Regions from separate parts of the Homo sapiens genome. Here region 2 is linked to region 1. A link is an interaction called in ENCODE POLR2A ChIA-PET data of the cell type or tissue named here. Cell type or tissue: MCF 10A. All regions are shown on one strand. Links, peaks and the distances in the headings refer to the core of each region. The heading gives the core; the rest is flanking DNA. Region 1 has its middle 5.3 kb from the start of ATP6V1C2. Region 2 overlaps PDIA6 (protein disulfide isomerase family A member 6).

The links. Peaks named below come from ENCODE experiments on the same cell type or tissue, not always from the same donor. Only the 100,000 strongest peaks of a DNase experiment are listed, where the experiment ranks them.
Region 2: POLR2A ChIA-PET joins it to region 1 with 5 read pairs; 5 of 35 experiments call an interaction of 5 or more read pairs at or near these places.

What each region holds. Positions count from the first base shown.
Region 1 is chr2:10,711,510-10,721,157 of GRCh38, forward strand. It overlaps a transcript of ATP6V1C2 not described here. Among named protein-coding and RNA genes, the nearest start is that of ATP6V1C2, 5.3 kb to the right of the region's middle. In MCF 10A, for the core only: no CTCF peak of the experiment used is centred there; DNase peaks (open chromatin) are centred at 4,592 and 6,302.
Region 2 is chr2:10,791,313-10,800,960 of GRCh38, forward strand. PDIA6 (protein disulfide isomerase family A member 6) reads right to left here. Exons shown (of 13, transcript NM_005742.4): 3 at 6,388-6,445; 4 at 5,769-5,895; 5 at 1,784-1,890; 6 at 483-613. Among named protein-coding and RNA genes, the nearest start is that of PDIA6, 17 kb to the right of the region's middle. In MCF 10A, for the core only: no CTCF peak of the experiment used is centred there; no DNase peak of the experiment used is centred there.

The DNA.
Region 1 (9,648 bases), core at 4,432-8,431:
AAGGATGGGAACAGTGATGGGGAGAAGGGGACTAGAATGAGAGGGAGGAACTTGGGGGTCTGCAGGTCACCATAAAAAGAAGGGTAAAGGGCGGTTTGTCCACACGTCGCTGCCCAACACAGTAGCACCATCCGTGTAGTCAATTTAAATTAATGCAAATATTAAGGCTGAGCCTGGTAGCGTGCCCCTGTGGTACCAGCTACTCAGGAGAGGCCTCAGATGGGAGGACCACTTGAGCCCAGGAGGACAAGGCTGCAGTGGGCTGTGATTGCACCACTGCACACCAGCCTGGGCAACAGAATGAGACCTTGTCTCAAAAACTAAATTAATTGGCCAGGCACAGTGGCTCAAGCCTGTAATCTCAACACTTTGGGAGGCCAAAGCGGGAGGATTGCTTGAGCTCAGAAGTTTGAGACCAGCCTAGGCAATGTGGCAAGACCCTGTCTCTACCAAAATATACAAAAATAAGCCAGGTGTGGTGGCATGTGCCTATAGTCCCAGCTGCTCGGGAGGCTGAGGTGGGAGGATGGCTTGTGCCTGGGATGCCGAGGTTGCAGTGAGATCACACCACTGCACTCCAGCCTAGGCCACATAGCGAAACTCTGTCTCCAAAATAATTAAATAAATAAACTTATCTAATTAATGAATTTAAAAAAATCAAGTAATGAAAATTAAATGAAATGTAAAACTGTTCCTTAGTTTCTCCAGCCTCCTTCAGGTGCACATGTGGCCAATGGCTTCCGTATTGGGCAGTGCCGTTATAAAGCATTCCAGTCATCACAGAGAGTTCTATTGGCCAGGGCTGGTCTATGCCGAGATTGGAAGCTAGGGGTGGGGACAAGGGGAGTTAGGGCAGAGTGCGGGAGAAGGGCCTGATGTGGCAAGATGGAGCAAGGAGAATTGCCCCAGGGCTGGTAGGTGTGGGGACAGGAAACAACCAACCCCTGAGGGGTTCTGAGTAAAACAGTGTCCTCAGGGGAGTACACAAGGTGGGGAAATTGAAAGAAGTTGGGAGCCAGAGGTTTTGCGGATGAGGGACATGAATGCCAGAGAGCACAGATGAAGGGCGGAGGGTGGAGGAGGGACAGGAAGAGGGACGGAAGAGGGGGTGTGCTGAGCCGCATGGAGATCAGAGTGAGCAGGGGAGGGTGACCTCGGAGCCCGTGGCTTCCTGAACTGTCCTCTAGGCAGAGTGGGGCCAGGCTGAGAGCTGGGGGTGGGAACAGGACCACCCTTCTCACTTCTACTAATGGAAGCCTGCCAAAGGGATTTTCCTGTTGTTGGTTGATAACTTTTTATTTTAACATAATTTATTTTCTTTTTCTTTTTTTTTCTTTTGAGACAGGGTCTGGCTCTGTCACCCAGGCTGGAGTGCAGTGATGTGATCTCGGCTCACTGCAACTTCGACCTCCCAGGCTCAAGCGATTCTCCCACCTCAGCCTCCTGAGTAACTGAGACTACAGGCATGCACCACCACACCCAGCTAATTTTTTGTATTTTTTGTAGAGATGAGGTCTTGCCATATTGCCCAGGCCGGTCTCAAACTCCTGGCCTCAAGTGATCTGCCCACTTCGTCCTCCGGAATTGCTGAAATTACAGGTGTGAGCCACCGTACCCAGCCTCGTAAATTTCAGCCTTACAGAAAAGTTGTAAGACTAGCACAAGGAACTTCCATAGACAGATATGGGTATATGATAGGACTATTATATTGGCATGTAATATATATGACATAGTTCTCTATATCACCTAATATATACTTACAATATGTACTATATATTATATAATGACTTAATTATATGTAGAAAATATTTGAGAGTAAACTGACGTATCTGTTAACTATCCTCTAATCCAGCCTGGAAGCCACCCATTTCTCCAAGGTTCCCTGGTTCCTTTTAGTGGATGGTGGTATTAGAAACTAAGATCTGGACTACTGGTATATTCAGTGCTACTGGTAAATCATTGCTTCTGAGGTCTCCCAGCAAACAGAGCTAGTAAATGGTTTATTTCTCTCTCTCTCTCTCTCTCCCTTCATCCACCCATTTTAAAATCTGGGAGTTTAGACTGGCACCTCCAGTTTCAGTTCAGCAGCACAGGATTTATTCTAGTTTTCTCCTTTTCCATATTTGGTTTGGGGTTTTATTTTTATTTTTCAGAGAGGAGGTCTTGCTCTGTCACCCACCCTGGAGTACAGTGATGCAATCATAGCTCACTGCAGCCTCAAACTCCTGGGCTTAAGTGATACTCTTGTATTCAGCTTTCTGAGTAGCTAGGAATACAGGTGCAAGCCACTGCACCTGGCTAATTTTTATTTTTCGTAGAGTTGGGGGTCTCACTATGTTACTCAGGCTGGTCTTAAACTCATGGCCTCAAGTGAACCTCCCACCTTGGCCTCCCAAAGCACCGGGATTACAGAGAACGGGACTTTCTCTCTTTTTTTTTCTTTTTGAGACGGAGTTTCGCTCTTGTTGCCCAGGCTGGAGTGCCATGGCGCATTCTCAGCTCACTGCAACTTCTGCCTCCCAGGTTCAAGCGATTCTCCTGCCTCAGCCTTGCTAGTAGCTGGGATTACAGGCACCCACCATGCCTGGCTAATTTTTTTATTTTTAGTAGAGACTATGTTGGCCATAGTCACCATGTTGGCCAGGCTGGTCTTGAACTCCTGGCCTCAAGTGATCCTTCTGCCTTGGCCTCCCCAAGTGCTGGAATTACAAGCCTGAGCCACTGTACCCGGCCTGAGAATTGGAATCTGATTTTGAATTTTCTGCTTAAAATTTAATGATCAGACCGGGCATGGTGGCTCATGCCTGTAATCCCAGCACTTTGGGAAGATGAGGCGGGCGGATCACCTGAGGTCAGGAGTGCGAGACCAGCCTGGCCAGCATGGCGAAACCCTGTCGCTACTAAAAATACAAAAATTATCCAGACATGGTGGTGGGCGCCTGTAATCCCAGCTACTCAGGAGTCTGAGGCAGGAAAATCGCTTGAACACAGGAGGCGGAGGTTGCAGTGAGCCGAGATGGTGCCACTGCACTCCAGCCTGAGCGATGGAGCAAGACTGCATCTCAAAAAAAAAAAAAAAAGTTAATGATCATTTATTTTTTAATTAATTAGTTAATTTTTAAATAGGGGTGGGGTTTTGCTACATTGCTCAGGCTGGTCTCAAAGTCTTTCCACTTCGGTCTCCCAAAATGCTGAGATTATATGATCACTTATGTCATTTAATATTCCTCTAAAATGTTTTTAATGACAGCATGATTATAAAATTACTAATTTGTTCAATCCTCTTGTTGGACATATATGTTGTTTGCAATTTTGTCTTATAAACATAATTGAATGGTTACAGATGTCGCTCATCCATAACGTAGATACCCAGTACTTAAATATACAGTGTTATATTTTCATGTCTCTTTCAAATCATTTCATATTTCTAAAAGAGACCGATCTAAGAGCAAAAACATTTACACTCAGCTTCCTCTGATTCTCCAGACATCCTCCAGCATTTAAGCCCCTTGCTTGAAGTGCAGTGATCCAAAATATATTGTCTATTCAGCACTGTGAACTTGGCAGTGAACAGAGTGCCTTCCTGAACTCTATAATCTAAATAAAATGATGGGAGCACTTACTGTGAGCACACCAGGCTCAGTCATGCTTAGACATTTTGCATGCGTTATCTCATTCCATTTTCATCACAATTCTCTAACTTGAACTTGAAGTCCCCATTTTCAAAACTGGGGTATTGAGAGATTGGGTAACTTGGAAAGGGCCCAGCTAGTAAGTGGCAGAACTGAGACTTGAGGTCCAATCGTTTTGACTCCAAAGCCAGAGCTCAAAACTCCTGCAGAGGGCTCTTGGCTGTAGCCCAAAGACTCTTCCCTAAGCACCAGCCACACTCCTTCTCTTCTTTCTCTTCTTTCTCCAGCCCAGGACTCTTGAGGTCAGGGACCTCTCCTATTCCCTGTGGTACCTCCAAGATGTAGTTAACCTACCATGTAGGCTAACTCCATCAAAGATAGGTTGAAAGTGACTGAATGCAGGAGTGGCAATGTGCCATATATTTATAATAGGGCAAAATTCGCATCTTCCCAAAGAACCCTGTGAGGAGAAAAAGGAACTTGGAAGTGAGAAATAAAAGGAGGAAAAGAAGCAGAGATGAATGGAGCTTTTTAAAGTAGTAAATGCTAATAGCACGTCGTTGCCAATTGCTTAATATGCACTGTTCACTCTGCCATATCATTTAATTCCCGGGAAAACCTTATGAGGCAGGTACTTTTCTTTTTTCTTTTCTTTTCTTTTCTTTTTTTTTTTTTTTTGAGACAGTTTCGCTCTTGTTGCCCAGGCTGTAGTGCAAGGGCGCTATTTCAGTTCACTGCAGCCTCCGCCTCCCAGGTTCAAGTGATTCTCCTGCCTCAGCCTCCAAAGTAGCTGGGATTAGAGGCACGTGCCACCATGCCCAGCTAATTTTGTATTTTTAGTAGAGATGAGGTTTCTTCATGTTGGTCAGCTGGTCTCAAACTCCTGACTTCAGGCGATCTGCCTGCTTTGGCCTCCCAAAGTGCTGGGATTACAGGCGTGAGTCACCACGCTTGGCCGACAGGTACTATTATTAACCACAGTTTACAGCTCACCAAAAAGTCCACTGACGTTATGTAGAAACTTATGTAGGCCAGTTACAGTGGCTCCAACTTGTAATTCCAGCACTTTGGGAGGCTGAGGTGGGTGGATCACCTGAGTTCAGGAGTTCAATACTAGCCTGGCCAGCATGGTGAAACCCTGTCTCTACCAAAAATACAAAAATTAGCTGGGCATGGTGGCGGGTGCCTGTAATCCCAGCTACTCAGGAGGCTGAAGCAGGAGAATCACTTGAACCCTGGAGGCAGAGATTGCAGTGAGCCAAGATCGTGCCACTGCACTCCAGCCTGGGCAACAGAGCCAGACTCTGTCAAAAACAAACCAACCAACCCACAAACCTGTTGTCCCAGCTACTCAGGAGGCTGAGGCATGAGAATTGCTTGAACCCAGGAGGTGGAAGTTTCAGTGAGCTGAGATCGCGCCACTGCACTCCAGCCTGGGCAACAGAGCCAGACTCAGTCTCAAAAACAAACAAACAAACAAACAAACAAATGCAATTACAGGCTGAGTGCTAGTAACTAGGTCTTTGCATGGGGCCTAGAGGGGTGGTTTAGAGCTTGTAATGCCAGAGACACTTGGAGGTAGAAGAATGAAGTTCAAGACCCGGTTCTACCACTAAGTGTGCTTTGATCAGCTCAGTTAATCTCCTTGAGCCTGCTTCCTCATCTGTGAAAGAGGATCATGGTCTTCCTGGTATGTCTACACCTCGTGTGTATGCACATATCACATCCTGCTTAGTGTTTTGTGTTCAGACCTTAGTGAGTTGGAACTGCTCAGTATTCTGTTTATCAGACTTGCTTTGCTCTAGTACTAGTATGAAAATGCTGATTTATTTTTGCATGCTCCACAGTGCCTGGCAAATATTGTGGGGGGAAAAAAAAAACTTGTTAGATGAGGAAGTGAGCAGAGGTGACTTCTCCTTGTCTGTGTACACTAGGACAAATCCTGAGAATTCCCTGGCCTTAATTTCTCTGACCAAAACAGTGACAATGATAACAATGGCTGTCCTAAAATCACAAAGGCTTTTTGGGTGAAAAAGAAAATACAGATGAGAGGACTTTGGGCCCTGAAGAAGGATGGTAGATGATTTCGAGAGATTATTACAATGTGCTGCACTTAATATGTAAAACCGTAAAGAAACCTAAGAAAGCAGGAGAGGGAGAAGTGAGGGGAGCTCTTATTCGGTTGCTCTCACCAGAAATGCTGTTCTATCTTATCCTCATAACAAGCCTAAAAAGCAGGCATAATCTTGCTCCTTTGTTTTCAGCTGGGAAACCTGAAACATAGCAAGTGTAAGCGGCTTTTCTGACTGTCTGATTTCAAAGCCTAATCTGTTTCTACAGCACCGTATTGACTTGCAAGGGACAATTCTACTTGCATTTTTCTGTACTATAGATCTGTCCCCATAGAAAAACTCCCCAGGGCTCTTCTCAGCAAAAGCCAGAACAACCCACGTGAGCTGATTGAGATTCAAGGATATCTGGGCTGATTTGGAAAGGGCATCATCTTCGGATGGCTATGAAGTAATAAAGAAGTTCAAAATATGTCAGCTGGGAGTGGCCAGAGGACAACAGACCAACGAGGCCAGCCTCACCCTTCTGGTTCCCAAACCTGACGGGACTGTTCAATGTTGCACAGACTTCAGCTGGCTCAATGCACGATCAGTGCCAACTGCAGAAACATTTCAGAAGTAACTAACTAAAGCCAAATTCATAATAAGCTGCAGATGACTCAAGACTCCTGGCATTTCCTCCCCAGCCTTTATTCCTGGGAAGAGATGGTGTTTATTATGACCTGGGTACTATATTTTTCATAACCTGGGGAGTATTTTAAAAGCAGTGATTAAGGCACACAAACTTTTAAGTCTTTTAGCAGCAGATTTCAGAAACTTTAAAGTTGTATAGGGAGGGGACAGAAAATGGGTTGCTAAATGGTGCTTCAGGTTGAAATATGGAAGAAAAATACTTTCCTTATACAGTGTAAATGCTAAATCATACTCTTTTAATATACCAAGGGAGCAGGCTCCAGAACTTTTTGTTGTTTTCTCCCTATTTATCTGTTAAAGGCTGATCTTTGTGAGAGAAAAACACAAGTTAGCTCAAAACTGGTAAGTACACATGTGGTTGCCTTTGAGAAATGCAAATCAAACAACCTCTTGGACAAGATTCCCGCCCGCCTTGCCACCTTTTCAAGATGTAAGTTGTTTAACAAGGCATCTTTATTTGGCTTCAGAATCTTACTCAAGTTCTGAGCTGTGGTAAACTCTGATGACATTGGATTATCCTTTACTGATAAGATACATTTGATAACTTTTTTGATCTTTAGAAAGCAAACAGCAGAATGCCAAGATTTATGAATAATATATAATCTCAATCATGCAAAGAAATCTGCATCTATACATGAATATGCATTAATGGTAATAAAGAATTTAAATGTTAACAGCAGCTAATTATAGAATTACAAGTAATTTTTATTTTCTTCCTTATACTTCTCTGTTTGCCAAATTCTTTTTAAAAAACAGAAATTTCAAGCTCATTCTTGTTGGAGAAAAGAAAAGGAGAGAATTACCTATATAAGCAGATAAAAAGTTATTTGAAAAATATCAAGCTACCCCTGCAGCAGTAGACATCATCCATTATAAATTCAGCTATGAAACAAGAAACTTAAGATGTGAAAGACCAGAAAGATTTTAGATTTTGAGTAGGAAGATTTTGAGGAAGACAAGGAACACTGTAGGTCCTTATTATTTTCTTAATCAGATGATGTCCAGAAGTTATTTGTGTGTTTTTGTTTTTGTTTTGTTTTGTTTTTTGTTTTTGGAGATGGAGTCTTGTTCTGTCACCCAGGCTGGAGTACAGTGGCATGGTCTCGACTCACTGTAACCTCTGCCTCTCAGGTTCAAGTGATTCTCGCGCCTCAGCCTCCCTAGCAGCTGAGACCGCAGGTGCGTACCACCATGTCCAGCTAGTTTTTTTTTTTTTTTTTGGGACGGAGTCTCGCTCTATCGCCCAGGCTGGAGTGCAGTGGCGCAATCTTGGCTCACTGCAACCTCCGCCTCCCGGGTTCACGCCATTCTCCTGCCTCAGCCTCCCGAGTAGCTGGGACTATAGGCGCCCGCCACCAAGCCCAGCTAATTTTTTTGTATTTTTAGTAGAGATGGGGTTTCACCGTGTTAGCCAGGATGGTCTTGATCTCCTGACCTCGTGATCCGCCTGCCTCGGCCTCCCAAAGTGCTGGGATTACAGGCGTGAGCCACCGTGCCCAGCCAGTTTTTGTATTTTTAGTAAAGATGGGGTTTCACCATGTTGGCCAGGCTGGTCTCAAAGTCCTGATCTCAAGTGAGCCACCCGCCTGGGCCTCCCAAAGTACTGGGATTACAGGCATGAGCCACCGTGCCTGGCCTATCCAGGAGTTATTTGTGTCTGACTCTCTTAATTCACAGAACAAAGTTTTGTTTTGTTTTGTTTGTTGTTGTTGTTGTTGTTTTGGTTTGGTTTGGTTTGGTTTGGATTGGGTTTTTTGTTTTCTTTTTTGAGATGGAGTTTCACTCTTGTTGCCCAGGCTGGAGTGCAATGGTGTGATATCGGCTCACTGCAACCTCTGCCTCTGGGTTCAAGCGATTCTCCTGCCACAGCCTCCCGAGTAGCTGGGATTAAGGCATGCGCCACCACACCCAGATAATTTTTTATTTTTAATAGAGACGGGGTTTCTCCATGTTGGTCAGGCTGGTCTCGAACTCCTGATCTCAGGTGACCTGCCCACCTGGCCTCTCAAAGTGCTGGGATTACAGGTGTAAGCCACCACACCTGGCACAAAACAAAGTATTTACAGGTAACCAGGTGTATAGAAAGAGTGGTGCCACGAGCCAGGTCACAGATACTTCTAAATGTGTTGCTCAGTCTCTGAGAAGCCAGGTCCATGGCTTTGAACCTTGCAGATGGGAAAATGTGGACTAAAATAGAAAGCATGTGTTCTTCCTCACCCTGATTATCTAGTCCTGCAGGCTTGTTGGGAGCAGTAGAAAGGACATAAGACTCAGCCACAGGCCCGAGTTCCAACTGTAGCTCTGACATAACCAGCTGTGTGACACTGGGCAATTCACGTAACTTCTGTGGGCATCTCCACCCTTGTTTGCAGATGAGATCTGCCCCCAGCTCTAAGATGTTTTCCCTGGCTGGATAAAATGTCGTGCCTGGATAACGTCCAAGATTGGAGACCACCCCGCTTTAATGTCTAACTGGGCCACTCCTTCCCTGGAATAGCCACTTAATGTCCTCAAACATACCGGAGTTTCCCCATCCCTTGGTTTCAGGTATCCTCCCTCAGGAAGATGTTGCAAGGACTGACTAATGCACATTAGTGTCCCAATAACGATGCCTGCTGCAGGTGCTGGGACTTCCAAGTCTAACCTAGGCTGGCAGTACGACCCCACTGTGATCTTAAAGCCACCTTTCTGTCCCGTCTCTGGGGCTTCCCATCCCACCCTATGTGATTACAGCTTAAGTCTCAGATGATGTCAAATCCTTCTGCCAAAGACCCTGATGCATTCACAAGAATGGGTTGATAGATAAGGCTAGTTTACACAGGAGGGGGAGTCCACGTTTAAGGAAGCAAGAACACCGTCTCCAATGCCCCCTCGAAGGACACTCTTGAGATCTTCATCTTTCCCAGAAACCACTGAAAACATCGCCCACATGGAAGGATGCTTTAAAGCCTTCTCCTTCGGTCCAGAGAAAATGAATTCTCCGAGTTTTCCTTTGGTTTTGTCTTGTTTTTAACCTTCACACGTTAATTTCCAGGGTTTCCCCCTCCTGGTTCCAGACAGCACCGATCATGAACTCATCTCTGATCGTCGTACGGTGAGTTGTAACCGCCCCCCCACCCCCCATCCACAGGGCAATTCGGAAGGTGGAGAGGGTGAGGTGGGAGTTTCCTGGGCAACCGGGCGCACACCCGCGCCCACACGGACAGGAAAAGCTTCGCTGTCTACGCAGGTGCGTCCCGAGCACCTGCGCACCT
Region 2 (9,648 bases), core at 3,360-7,359, 79 kb after region 1:
TTTTTGTATTTTTAGTAGACATGGGGTTTTGCTATGTTGCCCAGGCTGGTCTCAAAGTCCTGACCTCAAGTGATCCGCCTGCCTCGGCCTCCCAAAGAGCTAGGATTACAGGTGTGAGCCACCATGCCTAGCCTATACTTTTTAACTGATCTGTGCATTTCTGCCCAATCCCCAATTATGTCACACCTAGAAAACATTTTGTGTGTGGCTTTACTAAAGATACAATGCTACCCTTCACATGAGCTTCCCATTCCACCACTGCCCCTAAATCCAGACATGAGCCAGTCCCTTGTTAATCTTTGGCAATAGGAGAGTGGAAGCTCTTGGCGCTAATGTCAATGTTTAATATTCACTTAGAGTCAGAGTTTTGCTGGAAGAGATCTTAGTGGTGATCTATTATCTACTTCAGCTCTTTCAAAATAAGCTAATGAATGTACTGAAAACACTGTGAATGAACAGACTACTTAGTAGAAGGCACTTACTTTTTGCAGTGTCCACACCAAGGAGCATAGAACTCAACCATCCAAACATCTTCACTGTCCAGAACATTCTTATCAAAGCTGTCGTCTGTCAGCTCAATCACATCCTTCTTACTTGAACTATCACTTCTGCCCTGTCATTTATGACATTAAACATCAAACAATTGGGCCAAGAAGAACACTTTTCCTGTTTTAAATAATAACACTACTGCTACATCTTAACAAAGTTTTAGGGTTTTTCTTTAGTGAATAAAATAGTGAAAACGGTTGTATTCAAATTGGGTACATTCCTCAGCACTGTAATTTTTGCTTGGCAAATAGTCTTTTACTTTCAAGTAATTATCAATACATTCAGTACAACACATAACCTGTACCTGAATGCTGTCACCAGCTATTTTTAGAGAGAAACCTCAACATGGCTCAAAAAACCACCTGAACAACACTGTTCTAATTCAGACTCAAGTACAGCTGCTGCTTCATCCTAGGATGTTATGTTACATCTTTCATAGACAAAGTCCCTACCAGTCAACAGAGCTAAAAATAACACTTAATCCTTTTCTTTTTTCGAAGAATGTTCTTCAGTACTAAATCTAAGAAGCAGTCAGCATTGCTTTCTGTTGCCAGGCAGGGTGCAGGGGGCCAGGCAACTATGCTCATTAAATGTCTAAGTTTAAAATAAAAGGCAAGAGCATGAAATCTCTGGGTAAGCTCTGAGCCTGTATAAAGAAGCTAGTGTAACTGGTCTCCTAAAAGTAAAAGCCCATTTAATATTGATAGATCTTCAAGTTTGTCTTTTCACAAGAACATCAGTGTAAGCTTCACATTTCACATAAGGGCATCTAAAACACCAATCTGCTCCTCTCTCTCTCTCTTCTTCCCTATCCATTTGTGTAGAATTTTCCATGGATTTGGGGCTGACTGCCACAGATACAGGCCAAGAGGTAATCCAATCTCATCACGGTTTGCCAAAGCCTACCTAGAGGAAAACCCGTCCATCCCATCCCCACTCTGGACCTACAAGTGCCATGGGATGCCAGCACGTGGCTCCTGGGCCTGGTACTTGGACTGCAGGTGTGGCAAGAGGCCCTGGGACTGACTGGCTTTGGCAACAGCAATTCTGAGGAGGCCAAATGAGCAGGCTGGAGGGCTGGTTCCCTCTGGGATCGGTGGATCCAATCCTCTATTATTCTTTAATTGAGAGTTCACCACTTTAACATACTGTTAAAAAACAACTATCTTATACAAGGTATCCACTCTGGCTTCAAAATTATGACACATTAAAAACTGACATTTTATGGTCTTACTTGTTTTCCAGAACTGTATCCTCCGCTCCGTCCCCCGAGGCGATCCTTCACGAGCTGGCGCAGAGCACTCAGCGCAGCATCTACAATGGCTTCACCAGTTCTGCCACCTACAGGAGACGGAAGGTAGGCGGTCCTCAGCCCGGCCTTCAGCAAGTGCCTCATCTGGCCCGGCCCAAGACTGTGTCTTTACCTCACTGTCGGCTTCACCAGGTGTGACACAGTTCTGACACGTGTATCTCTGACAGAACACACTTTCTCCCCACAATGCATTTTGCACTAAACTTAACACTTGGAAAACCAATTCCTTTTCCTTTTTTATTTATTATTATTATTTTTTGAGATGGAGTCTCACCCTGTTGCCCAGGCTGGAGTACAGTGGCACCATCTCAGGTCACTGCAACCTCCGCCTCCCGGGTTCGAGTGATTTCTGGCTAATTTTTGTATTTTTAGTAGAGACAGGATTTCACCATGTCGGCCAGGCTGGTCACAAACTCCTGACCTCAAGTGATCCGCCCACCTCAGCCTCTCAAAGTGCTGGGATCACAAGTGTGAGCCACCGTGTCCAGCCCGATTTCTCTTCTTAAGTTTTACGTAGTGTGAACGAAAACTCCCTGCTCAAACACCATCTCCTAATGAGAATAACTCACAAATGTTTACCGAACATGAACATGGATGAATAAGAAGCTTAATATCTAGCTGAGAAAGCAGGGGAATTTCCCAAATAAAAAAGGAACAATTTCTGTGAGATACCAGATAGAAAAGATGGAAAAAGTAGGTATGAGGTGTCTTTAAAGCCAAGTAACTGGAAACCATTCCAGGCTTCTTTTTTTCTATCTTGCTTGAAACAGTTAAGCTGAACTTAATCCTAATATAAGTAACAAATCTGCATTAAAACTCAAAGAGGCAAGATGATAATAGTCTTTGGAAGTTCACCAAAAACTTATTTGCTCAAGACAGTCAGGGGCTATTAACTAACACAGAAGTACTGGAATAACATATGCCATCTGCTTTCTTCAGTTTAAAGGCAAAACTAGATCTAATAGAATCTCTTTAGAAAGTTCATTTTCTGGCCAGCTGTGGTGGCTCACGCCTGGGATCTCAGCACTTTGGGAGGCAGAGGCACGTGGAACACCTGAGGTCAGGAGTTCAAGACCATCCTGCCCAACATGGTGAAACCCTGTCTCTACTAAAAACACAAAAATTAGCTGGGCGTGGTGGTGGACATCTATAATCCCAGCTACTCAGGAGGCTGAGGCAGGAGAATCACCTGAACCCAGGAGACGGAGGCTGCAGTGAGCTGACATCGCGCCACTGCACTCCAGCCTGGGTGACAGAACGAGACTCTGTGTCAAGAAAAAAAAAAAAAATCTTTCTTTTTTTTTTTTTTTTTTTTTAGAGTTTTCTCAAACTCCTGTACTCAAGTGATCCTCCCACCTCAGCCTCCCAAAGTGCTGGGATTAGAGATCTAAGGTGTGGCAGCCGGCCTTTTTTTCTGCCCAGGAAGAGAAACTTTTGAGAACACACCAGACCTGACACAAGAAACAAAATATAGGCCGGGTGCGGTGGCTCACGCCTGTAATCCCAGCACTTTGGGAGGCCGAGGCAGGCGGATCATGAGGTCAAGAGTTCGAGAGCAGCCTGACCAACATGGTGAAACCCCATCTCTACTAAAAATACAACAATTAGCCGGGTGTAGTGGTGCATGTCTGTAATCCCAGCTACTCAGGAGGCTGAGGCAGGAGAATTGCTTGAACCCAGGAGGCGGAGGTTGCAGTGAGCCGAGATAGCACCACTGCACTCCAGCCTGGGCAACAGAGTGAGACTCCATCTCGAACAAAACAAAACAAAAATACCCACAAAATATATTACAGCAACTCTCAGCATCTATTCAGATAATCTTGCACTGTATCGCTGGCTGAGCCTACCAAGTATGTCACTTGATAACACAGAAGGGCAAGGCCTCAACATGAAACAGCCTCTGCTCCTTATCTATGTCAGGTATTTCCGTCATCTGAACCACTGCCCCTTCCCCGAGTCTTTATCTGGACATATGCCAAATCATGAAGTATACTAGGAAAAAAACTTTTCAGCGTTTTGGGCCATACTGTCTATTGCAACTACTCAATTCTGTTGTTCCAGTGCAAAAGGAGCCAGAGACAATATGTTGACAAACAGGCAGGGCTGTGTTCCAATAAACTAAATTTATAAAAACAGCAGCAGACTGACTGCACTAAAAACATGTGCATTTTCATAAGTGAGGAAAACTAAAACAAATTATTATTCAAAGGCAGAAAAGCAGGTGTTTACTCAGGGGAAAAAAAAGTCTCTCCCTAGAACTTTGGAGCTGGGGAGCCTAGCAGAGACAACGTGTCCAAGGCCACATCTTCATCTTCAGACGAAGACGAAGACGAAGATGAGCCCTCCAGCCTCGAGATTTGCCAACGACACATATTTGCCAAGTATTTGTCTCATATGCTTTATGTGTACTATTTCAATTAAGCTTCTGGTACCTTAAAATAGGTTTGCACATCCCCATTATACAGAGAAGCAAGACACTAAGTACTGTTTAGTTACGACGCTGGAGTATGGAGAGGCTAGCAGCCAGGCAGCCAGGATGGGCTGCCTTCCCAGCTCACACACGACAGATTCTGTACCCCTCACCCCTACCTTCCCTGCCTTCTATTAGCTGGACTCAGGCAAGTCACCGATGACAGACAACTCTTTTACTACGATGTTGATGCTGCCACCCAACCCATGAGCTGATACTGCTCACATAAAGCAAAACCTAAGATGACAAAGTTCAGTCACTCATATGTTCCATATAAATCTTCAACAAAAACCTTTACCAAATTAGTCATAATTTCAGCTTCAAACAAATTATGCCCAATACTTTTACTAGCACTATGGATCTGGCCCAACCCAGCAACTCTGATTATCTTAAATAGAATAATCTGTTTGTGATATCTTTTTTTTTTTTTTTTTTTGAGACGGAGTCTCGCTCTGTCGCCTAGGCTGGAGTACAATCTCGGCTCACTGCAAGCTCCGCCTTCCGGGTTCACGCCATTCTCCTGCCTCAGCCTCCAGAGTAGCTGGGACTACAGTCACCCACCACCGTGCCCGGCTAATTTTTTGTATTTTTAGTAGAGACAGGGTTTCACCGTGTTAGCCAGGATGGTCTCGATCTCCTGACCTCGTGATCCGCCCGTCTTGGCCTCCCAAAGTGCTGGGATTACAGGCATGAGCCATCATGCCCAGCCCGTTTGTGATATCTTAATTAAATAACAAGACAATTCTCTAAGAGTGTGGTGCCTGTAATCCCAGCTACTTGGGAGGCTGAAGTAGGAGGACTGCCTGAGCCTAGGAATTTGAGTCCAGGCTGGGCAACACAGCAAGACTCTGTCTCTTAAAAAAAAAAAAAAAAGAAAAGAAAAAAAGAATAGTGTGGCTGAAATAACATTTAGTCTTGGGAGGGTGAAACCTGAATTCTTTCTTTAGTTGCCTCAGTGGCTCACAGCAGACACTAACAATTTACTTATCTACAAAACAGAATTTGTGGTATCCATTTATTATTGACAGTTTAGGAGACTAAGACTCTCAAATTACAGTCTCCTTTTCCATAGTGTTATGTTAGACCCTTTTCCTACAGTAAAGGGAAGAGAGATTAGAGCAAGAAAATACATGTAGATCTTTATTAAATACAAGTGACTGTAATGAGAAAGACAACAGGGTAGCACAGAACACTATTTTCTATCATTGCCAATGTAGCATAGACCTAAGCAAGCGTTAAGTGATGAGACAAACCTGTGTGACACATATTTCATCTTCAGAATGACTCGGAGGGTATAGGAATCACTGTGTACCATTTATAGATAATTCAGGTACAATGAGGTTGAGAACCTTGCAGGTAGAGCAGGTTCTCAAGCTTGTTAAAGAACAGTAGGTTCTTGTCTACCAGGGGAATGAAGTAGCTAGGAAAAGTCCTTACCTTGGTAATCTTCTGGTCTGTTTTTGTTGGATCCAAAAATCTTAATGGTAGGAAATCCCTGAACACCATACTGACCTCCTAGGGAATGATGCTTATCTGCATCAACTGCACCAACTTTGACAACATCCTGTGGAAATGTAAAAGAAATAACAATTTTTCCTTCCGCTAAAGCAGACTCCACAAGAACTCATTATCTGCTTCACATAGACTCAGAAAAAGGTAATAAAGCACAGGGTGCAGTTTGCAATCAGTCAATAAGGGCTTTAGCCTTGAACACCAGAAGAGAATCTAAATGGAATGATGGGGGAAATCAAAGCCCATGGAGGGAACTCTGCAGCTCACAGAATTGGCAGGGCTGAGAGTAACTGTCATTTATCTGGGAAAAACAATAAACAAAAACAGGCAATGTAAACATTTAAATGTGTATTATCCCCTTGTTCTCAGTATGATTTTGACAACAGAACCAGTATTTTCAACTCTGATATGCAAACTAGCTTCCCATTGAACATTAAACCATCTGCATACTTATTACTTAAACATACACAGGTGAATATGGACATCTTAGAAACTTACTGTAAAAAAAAGTTTTGTAAGCCTTTTGCATTCCTAAGAAACTTACTTTTAATGCAGTTGCTGCTTTCTTCCATTCTGGTGTTAATCTTTGACAGTGACCACACCTTTTGGGGGAAGACAACACAAAGCAACCATTAAAGCCTTTGATTCTCAATTCAAAAAATTCAAAAATTCAATTAAAAAACCCCATCAATGGTCTATTGAATGAGATGCCTGCAAAGAGGACAAGCACAAATAAAACAGGATCAAGGCCGGGCACGGTGTCTCACGCCTGTAATCTCCAGTACTTTGGGAGGCCGAGGAGGGAGGATCACTTGAGGTCAGGAGTTTGAGACCAGCCTGGCTAACATGGTGAAACCCCGTCTCTAATAAAAATACAAAAATTAGCCAGGCGTGGTGGTGCACGCTTGTAATCCTAGCTACTGGGGAGGCTGAGGCACAAGAATCACGTGAACCCAGGAGGCAGAGGTTGCAAGAGCTGAGATCATGCCGCTACACTCCAGCCTGGGCAACAGAGTGAGATTCTGTCTCAAAAAATAAAAATAAAAATAAATAAGTAAAATAGGATCAGCAACCTGGATGAACTCACCATTTTATTACTTACAACAATCACTTTTCATATCATCCTAATAAAAAAGCTTCCAGCCAGGTGCAGTGGCTCACGCCTGACTTTGGGAGGCCAAGGCAGGCAGATCACTTGAACTCAGGAGTTAAGACCAGCCTGGCCAACATGGTGACACCCTGTCTCTACTAAAAATACAAAAATTAGCTGGGCATGGTGGCACACACCTGTAATCTTAGCTATTGGGGAGGCTGAGGGAGGGGAATCGCTTGAACTCGGGAAACGGAGGTTGCAGTGAGCTGAGATCGTGCCACTGCACTCCAGCCCGGGCAACACAGCAAGACTCTGTCCCCCACCCAAAAAAAAAAAAAAAAGCTTCCGAATTACTGCTCAATTAAATCACATTTAAACTCTATAATTTACAACTCTACACCCTCAACAAGCCCTTTAGAATCTATCTGGTCCAATGTGCTTCACTGTGTGGAGCTGAAAGCCTAGGCACGATGCAGATTCTTGGGGTCCACAAACCCAAACTTCCTAGTGGAAGAAGTGCATTTTATTAAGTTCTGCTAGTGATTCTTAAACCTACTGGGGTTTGATAGTCTCTAGTCCAACTTTTTAATTTTATATATGAAGTATCTGGCCCAGATCAACTATGCCTATATCTCAATACTTTCTGGGTCCCGCAAATTGCTTCTGGACTTAGAAACACATGCATAAACCCACGTTAGTGAGCCTAACAAGCCGAAAAGCATGACGTGACACCACAAGATGGCGATGTGAGTGAATGACTGAGGTGGGGGGAGGCAGGGAAAGCGGAAGAGAGTGGGGAGAGGAGGAGAGAAGAGAACACAAGGAAAAACAACCTTAACCTTGCAGGTACTATTATTGGGAAATACAACACAGAAAAGCGCTTTTAAAAAATTACATGTGCGTAAACCTATTAGCCCTTACCACTCATTGAGGTTGTAGGTAGCTATACTGTTTATTTTTATTGCTGTGTAACATTCACTGTATGCAGACACCATAGTTTATCCATTGGTGATTTAATGCATTTTTAAAAACAAAGTAAATTCTCTTCTAATTAGGTCTCTAAGAACCAAATGCACAAATGCTAGGTGCCAGCACCATGATGAAAACACTTATAGATGACTTCATTTAATCAGCATGAAGCTGAGGGCAGGTCCTCTTGTTATTTCATTTTACAGATGATGGAATTGATGTTGAGAAGAAATTTACCCAATATCACAGCCATCCAGTGTCAGAGCTGCCTGACAAGTTTTTGATTCCAAACACTACAATCATACAGGTAGAAGTCGTAATTATTATGTAACTGAGTATTGGGGCCTAAACTCAATCCCAGTATCTGAAGTTAGGGTCTATCGGGGGAATGTCCTGAAATGCTACTTCTACATATTTACATACAGTATGTTTTGTTGTTTAGGTGAGATACTAAAAAATTCAGAAGTCAGATTTTTACAGGGTTTTGTGCCTCTTTAATTTCAGTTTAAGAAAGGAGGACTAAATTCAGAGACTGTCAGAGTTCATCCTCTCTTCTATTTGATCTGCACATACATCATAATGCCACATACATATAAATATGGCATACAGTCTACCCAGGGGTTCTGCAACTGGGGTCCAGACTCCCAAAGGGCTGGTGGATAAAAATTTTGGGAATCCCTTTTAGGAAAAAAAAGAAAAAAAAAAAAAAAGAATAAATCTGAAGCCAAGGTGGCCTTTTAGGAAAAATTTAGGGGAGGGAGTCTATGAATTTGGATGAAAAAAAAGTCTTTATTTTCACTAATCTGTAATCGAAATTTAGAATTTCCTTACGAATGTAAACAACACTCCACAGTCAATTATTGTGACTTTATCATGAATGAAAATCACAGCTGTTTTCATGATCGCCACTATAGTTGCTGCAGGTATCTTCAAACATCATTTATGCCCATCACTATTCAGAATTATTGCAGCTGTCAAGCCTGCTGCTGGATCTTGGTACCGGTTTAGCATCTCTATTCTAAAAACCCACAACCTGAAATGTTCCAAAATCCAAAACTTTCTGAGCGACAACATGACACTCACAGGAAACAGTCACTGGAGCATTTCAGATTTTGTATTCTCAGATTACGGATGCTCTACAGCTAAGTATTATGCAAATCTTCCAAAATCTGACAAAATCCAAAATCAGAAACACTTCTGGTCCCAAGCATTTCAGATAAGAGATGTTCAACCTGTACTTACTGTTCTTGTAAAGTACTACATTAACATCAAAATTTTAATATTTCAATAATCATATTTCCATACTTTAGGTTTTTTTTTGCGATTCTATAAGCTTTATTTAAACGTGAAGGTTTGATTTTGATTTTTTTTTTTAAAGGAGATCTTTTTTTTTTTCTTTTTTTGAGACAGGCTCTCACTGTTGCCCAGGCTGGAGTGCAGTGGCACAATCACAGCTCACTGCAGCTTCTACCTCACAGGCTCAGGTGATCTTCCCACCTCAGCCTCCTGAGTAGCTGGGACCACAAGTACACGGCACCACGTCTGGGTAATTTGTTTCTTTTCTTTTTATTTTCGTAGCGATAGGGTCTTGCCACATTGCCCAAGCTGGCCTCGAACTCTGGTGCTCAAGCAATTTACCCACCGTGGTCTCCCAAATTGCTGAAATTATAATCGTGAGCCATCATGCCTGACCGTAAAAGTTTTATTATAAGAATCCAAGGCCTTCACCAAGATGCTAAAGGA